Regions from separate parts of the Homo sapiens genome. Here region 1 is linked to region 2. Evidence: chromatin loops called from intact Hi-C (ENCODE). Cell type or tissue: CD14-positive monocyte. All regions are shown on one strand. Each heading gives the region's core, and the rest is flanking DNA. Links, peaks and the distances in the headings are about the cores only. Region 1 has its middle 19 kb from the start of CD300LB. Region 2 has its middle 16 kb from the start of CD300E.

Region 1 (2,913 bases), core at 289-2,788, 130 kb before region 2:
TGCAAACTCTGCCTCCCGGGTTCAAGTGATTCTCGAGCCTCAGCCTCCCAAGTAGCTGGGATTACAGTCATGCACCACCATGCCCTGCTAATTGTTGTATTTTTAGTGGAGACAGGTTTCACCATGTTGTCCAGGTTGGTCTCAAACTCCTGACCTCAAGTCCCTTTAGCATTTCTTATAGGACAGGTCTAGTGTTGATAAAATTGCTCAACTTTTGTTTGTCTGAGAAAGTATTTCTCCTTCATGTTTGAAGGGTATTTTCACTAGATATACTATTCTACGATAAAAGTTTTTTCCTTCAACACTTAAATACCACTCTCTCCCAGCCTGTAAGATTTCCCTCAAGAAGCCTACTGCCAGAAGTTTTGGAGCTCCCTTTTATGTTACTTATTTCTCTTCTCTTTCTGTTTTTAGGACCCTTTTTTTTATCCTTGACTTTTGGGAGTTTTTTTATTAAGTGTCTTGAGATAGTCTTATTTGGGTTAAATCTGCTTGGTTTCTGGAACCTTCTGGTATTTGAACACTGATATCTTTATCTAGGTTTGGGAAGTTCTCTGTAATTATCCCGTTGATAAAACTTTCTATCCTGATCTGTCTCTACCTTCTCTTAAGGCCAGTAACGCTTAGATTTGCCCTTTTGAGACTATTTTCTAGATCTTATAGGCATGTTTCATTCTTTCTCATTCTTTTTCTTTTGTCTCCTCTGACTCTGTATTTTCAAATAACCTGTCTTCAAGCTCAGTAATTCTTTCTTTGGCTTGGTCAATTCTGCTGTTAGGAGATTCTGATGCATTCTTTGGTGTGTCTATTTCATTTTTCAGCTCTGGAATTTCTGCTTAATTCTTTTTTATTATTTTGATCTCTTCATTAAATTTATGTGATAGGATTCTGAATTCCTTCTCTGAGTTATCTTGGATTTCACTGAGCTTCCTCAAAACAGCTATTTTGAATTCTCTGTCTGAAAGGTCCCTGTTTCTCCAGGATTGGTCCCTGGTGCCTTATTTGGTTGTTTGCTGAGGACATGTTTTCCTGAATTGTCTGACTGGCCCTGTGGCCTGAGTCACATTTCAGCTGAAGTCCCAGGCTGCTGCCAACACCTCCATGGCCTGGCAGTCTTCCACTGGAGTTCAAGTTACACTGCTCACCAGAGAATCACACGCATTCAGTGTGTGGACTCCATCCTCACAATCAGATGCTCAGTGTCCAAAATGCTGGGTAAGAAACATCCTGAAGAACACAAATCTGAGATACAGCCTCTTCCAGGCCTGCTCCAAGGCTCCAGACCAATGCATGAAGCACAGCCTGAGTCCACGTGCCTGAGGGAACAGACCTCCAAAGCCTACATTGGGAGCTTCCACCTGGCAAGGAAGGTGTGCTAAGGGCAGAGCTTCCGGCCTCCCTGTTATCTCAAATGTGGACCTATCACTGGGGCCCTAGTACTGGGCCCAATACTTGCCTCCACCCTTTGTCAATGCGAACATCCTTCCTCCTGGGGACAGAGATTTAGAGGTTGACTTTAGAAAAAGCCACTCTCTATAGATATTTTGAAGCAGCAAGTCCCCCCAGCTTCAAATTTTGTGCTGGCTGAGGCAGCCCAGCCTGGTTGGTGACTAGAATGGCCTGAACTGGGAGTCATGGAAACTGACTCAGAGTCATGGAAAGTTGGGGCTGAAAGGGGAAGAAGAGGTCATGCACCATCCGTCTTGCAGCTATAAAAACTAAGGTTTAGGTTGGTGAGGGGGTGTACCCGAAGGATGACTCAAAGGGTACTTCACGGGTAAAGGAACTCAGCTCAAATAAGGTGACTCAAGTCTATTTACAGCCTTGTCCAGTGTGGACTCAAGAATAGCCTGGCCTACCACCCTGAGCTGTCAGGGAGGACAGATGAGATGGACATTGTGAAAATGGGGTACTGCCAGCCTTTAAAATGCGGCGAGTGCACAAGTCACGCAGTGCTGTTATCAACTCATGATATAAGTTCCTCTTCCCTCCCCCGACTGCCTGTGTTGAGTCTCAAATTCATCCCACTGCAGGGAGGTCAGAAAAAGTTCAGAACTTCTTTCTGACCTCCCTCTTGTGGGATTTAATGAGGACATGAAGTGGTGACATTGAGGTGGGAGTTAAGGAGAATGTGCTGGGCTTGGGGCCCAGCAGATGGACATATGTTACCTGTGCCCCTGGGGATGATTCTACCTTCTAAAATGGGCCATGGAAACCTGGTTTCATGTGGTTGGGTCAATCCCCCCAGTGCTTCTGAGGTTGATGAGTTAAACGATGCAAAGGCCATGGTTGGGAGATCTCCTCTTGGGATACGACTTTGGTGAATTTACCTGGGTCTGGTCCTCATTCCTGCAAATCTAGAACCCGACCACCATCCAGACAAGAAGAGAGACTGAGACCCTACAATAACTCAAGTGATTTATTTTGGGGACACTCCTTTCCAGGAAGCTGAATGCTTGTGACCCTCATCTGTTTTTCTGATTTCAGCTGCCTGGGAGGTTGCCTGAGCAGGCAGGAGGCAGCTCATGGGCATGGACTTGAACTGATGCCTCGAATGGCCTGCCTGGCCTTTGTCTTTCTTTATGTTCCATTACCAAATATTCTGCTCCTGGAATCACAGCCTTTGTTTTTATTTATTTATTTATTTATTTATTTATTTATTATTTTAAATGTTTTATAGAGATGGGGGGTCTTGCCAGTACAGGCTGGTCTCAAATTCCTGGGCTCAAGCAAACATCCTGCCTCAGCCTCCCAAAATGCTGGGATTACACAACAATGCCCTAAAATAAGACTTTCAGGTGAAGCTTATGCATGTCTTTCCTGCTTGGTGAGTAGGGTATGATTAGAGTTGGATTTTTCCATCCCATATTCACTCTACAGAATCAATTTAGTGTTCTGCTTATCTATGGGACA
Region 2 (2,913 bases), core at 131-2,630:
AAAATGCATCTGTGATCTGTTTTGTTTTGTTTTTTTTTTCCTGGACAACCTTGGCTAAACAAACCTCTAATGCACTGAGACCTGCCTCAGTCATGTTTTGGTCTGTAACAGGGTATGTCAGGATCAATCAGAGCACATCTCAGGTTATAATGATAAACACTGAGATTTTATTTTTTTTTTCTGTATGCGTATACAAGTATTGCCAAGTAACTAACTTTCTCACTGTGAGTCATGGTCAAAAAATACTAAAAGTCACGACATGGGCCGAGTGAGGTGGCTCACGCCTGTAATCCCAGCACTTTGGGAGGCCAAGGCAGTTGGATCACCTGAAGTCAGGAGTTTGAGACCAGCCTGGCCAACATGGTGAAACCCCATCTCTACTAAAAATACAAAATTAGTAGGGCGTGGTAGCACGTGCCTGTAATCCCAGCTACTCGGAAGGCTGAGGCATAAGAGTCCTTAAACCCGGGAGGTGGAGGTTGCAGTGAGCCGAGAACACGCTACCATACTCCAGTCTGGGTGACAGACTGAGACGCCGACTTAAAAAAAAAATTCATGACATCAATTATGTGTGAGCATTTTACTTCAATCCAGAATAAAGAACAAGGGAACTCTCCCACCACCCTCTGTCTCTTGGTGCCCAGAAACTCCATCGAGCACGTTCTGGTCCAGAAAAAAAGAGGGGGCCCTGCAGTGGCCAACCCTATGTCTTGCTCCATTCAGCCTGCTGTAACTGAAATACTACAAAGTGGGCAGCTTAAGCAGTCATTTATTTCTTACAGTTATAGATGCTGGACATCCAAGATCAGGGTGTCAGCCTGGTCAGGCTCTGGCGAAGGCCTCTTCTGGGTTGCAGATGACTGCCTTCTCTTTCCATCTTCACATGGCAGAGAGGGAGGTCTACAAAGCTCTCTGGAGTCTCTTTTATGAGGGCACTCATCCCATTTATGAGGGCTCCAGTTTCAAGACCTAATCGCTTCCCAAACCCCCAATACCATCAGCTTCATGGTCAGGATTTCAACATATGAATCTTTGGTGGGGGAAGAAGGGGGACACAAACTTTCAGTCCATCATCCCTGGAACAGGCAGATAATGCCAGCATTTTCTTCATCAGTGTCATGGACTTGGCGTTATGCAAGAGCAGTGTCGATCAGGAACGGGAAACAAGAAGGTTTTTGTGGTTATGACCGAAACCATCTGCTCACATCAGCCCATTTGTGGCTTTTATTTCTTTTTTTAATACTCAATTTGAGCAGAGAGCAGGCTGAGAAAGGAGTGCTGGCATCAGGAGCTGGCAGCGTTAGAAGCACCTATGCAGAGGGACAAAAGCCCCAAAGTGAGCGACTGCTGGGCTTCGAGCCCCAGTGCCCCCCACCTCACCACGCCCATGACTCCTGCATCTTCCTCCGAGACCCACCCTGCACAGCTGACTCACTTGCCTTCGTCTGTGCAAATAACTTCCCCATGGGTCTCCTTTTTCATTTGCTTCTCTCCCCTTTATTTCAGGCTACTAAGGGATGCAACGTTGACGGTGCTAAGCAGAGCCTAGAATAGGAGAGAGGGCTCTCCAGAAAAGACCTGGAACATTAGAGATGAGCAATGCCACTGTTAGGAGCCCATGGGTCCCGCCCTAAGCCTCCGAGGCCTCTCCTTCACCTTCATATCCACACCAGACAGGGCTGGTGAGCGAATTCTGGAGGATTCAAGGCGAGAGAGAGTCCCCTGTGTTCTTAACTTCGGGGAGCTGAGGTCACAGATACACTTGAGATTGTAACAAAAGCTATACACCCATGCCCTAGGAAAACACACACATACACTGAGTTTCGCATATCCTATTAAAAGAATCTCCAGAGTCTTTCTATGTATTCCTAGCTAGGACCCCCCACCCTGGCAGGGCGCGGTGGCTCACACCTGTAATCCCAGCACTTTGGGAGGCCAAGGCGGGTGGATCACATGAGGCCAAGAGTTGGAGACCAGCCTGGTCAACATGGTGAAACCCTGTCTCTACTAAAAATACAAAAGTTAGCTGGGCATTGGTGGTGGGTACCTGTAATCCCAGCTACTTGGGAGGCTGAGGCAGGAGAATCCCTTGAACCCGAGAGGAGGAAGTTGCAGTGAGCCAAGATCGTGCCATTGCACTCCAGCCTGGGTGACAAGAGCAAAACTCCAACTCAAAAAAAAGAAAAAGAAAAAAGAAACAGATGAGAGAGATATGACTCTGATGCTAGAACAGAGGAGGAGCCTGCAGAAGGTGTGCAAGCACACATGTGCGCACGTGCACACACATACCAGCTGTCAGACACAGTCTGTGCTCTTTGGGAAGGAGGGTGGGGGTTACAGGACACTCCCATGTGACAAAACAGCAATCATCCCATGTCCCCTGGGTGCATAAAAACATCTCTCTTTGCACACCAGCACACAGCCACATCTTCCTTGCTGGGGTTCTTTGTGACCACTGTGAAAAAGCATTTGCCAGGGCTGTCTTGATGGTACACGGCGCTCCTCTCCTGACCTCAGGTGGTCCACCCACCTCAGCCTCCCAAAGCTCTGGGATTACAGGCGTGAGCCACCGCACCTGACCCAGACCCTGCATTCCTTTCCCCACTGGGCTTCTCTAATGTTCAGAACAACTCAAATCCATTTGTGCATTCTGCTGCCGCATATGGAGGCCCTGCTAAGTGTGAGTCCTACTTTGTGTTTGCAGCTGCAGACCTCATGCTGAGCAAGACTTCGCCTGGCCCTGGAGGGGCTCCCCACTACACCCTGGGTTGCCTCTGTGCCCTCTGGACTACCAGGCCTGGCTTAGTCGCTTTCCTTGGGCCTCTGTTTGTTATCAGCAGAGCCCACCCATCTGAGGCTGGAGCCTGAAACTCTAGTCATCCCTCTGATTCCCTCATCCTCTCCCCAGTGCAC

What was found. Peaks named below come from ENCODE experiments on the same cell type or tissue, not always from the same donor. Only the 100,000 strongest peaks of a DNase experiment are listed, where the experiment ranks them.
Region 1: it touches region 2 in a loop (7-fold over the local background); 1 of 110 quality-filtered maps calls a loop at or near these places.

The regions. Positions count from the first base shown.
Region 1 is chr17:74,511,056-74,513,968 of GRCh38, forward strand. No RefSeq gene overlaps it. Among named protein-coding and RNA genes, the nearest start is that of CD300LB, 19 kb to the right of the region's middle. RefSeq lists an enhancer at 1,412-1,661. In CD14-positive monocyte, for the core only: no CTCF peak of the experiment used is centred there; DNase peaks (open chromatin) are centred at 1,056 and 1,806; H3K4me3 peaks cover 1,158 bases; H3K27ac peaks cover 2,054 bases.
Region 2 is chr17:74,638,650-74,641,562 of GRCh38, forward strand. No RefSeq gene overlaps it. Among named protein-coding and RNA genes, the nearest start is that of CD300E, 16 kb to the left of the region's middle. In CD14-positive monocyte, for the core only: no CTCF peak of the experiment used is centred there; DNase peaks (open chromatin) are centred at 252, 1,142, 1,432 and 2,234; H3K4me3 peaks cover 1,869 bases; H3K27ac peaks cover 2,500 bases.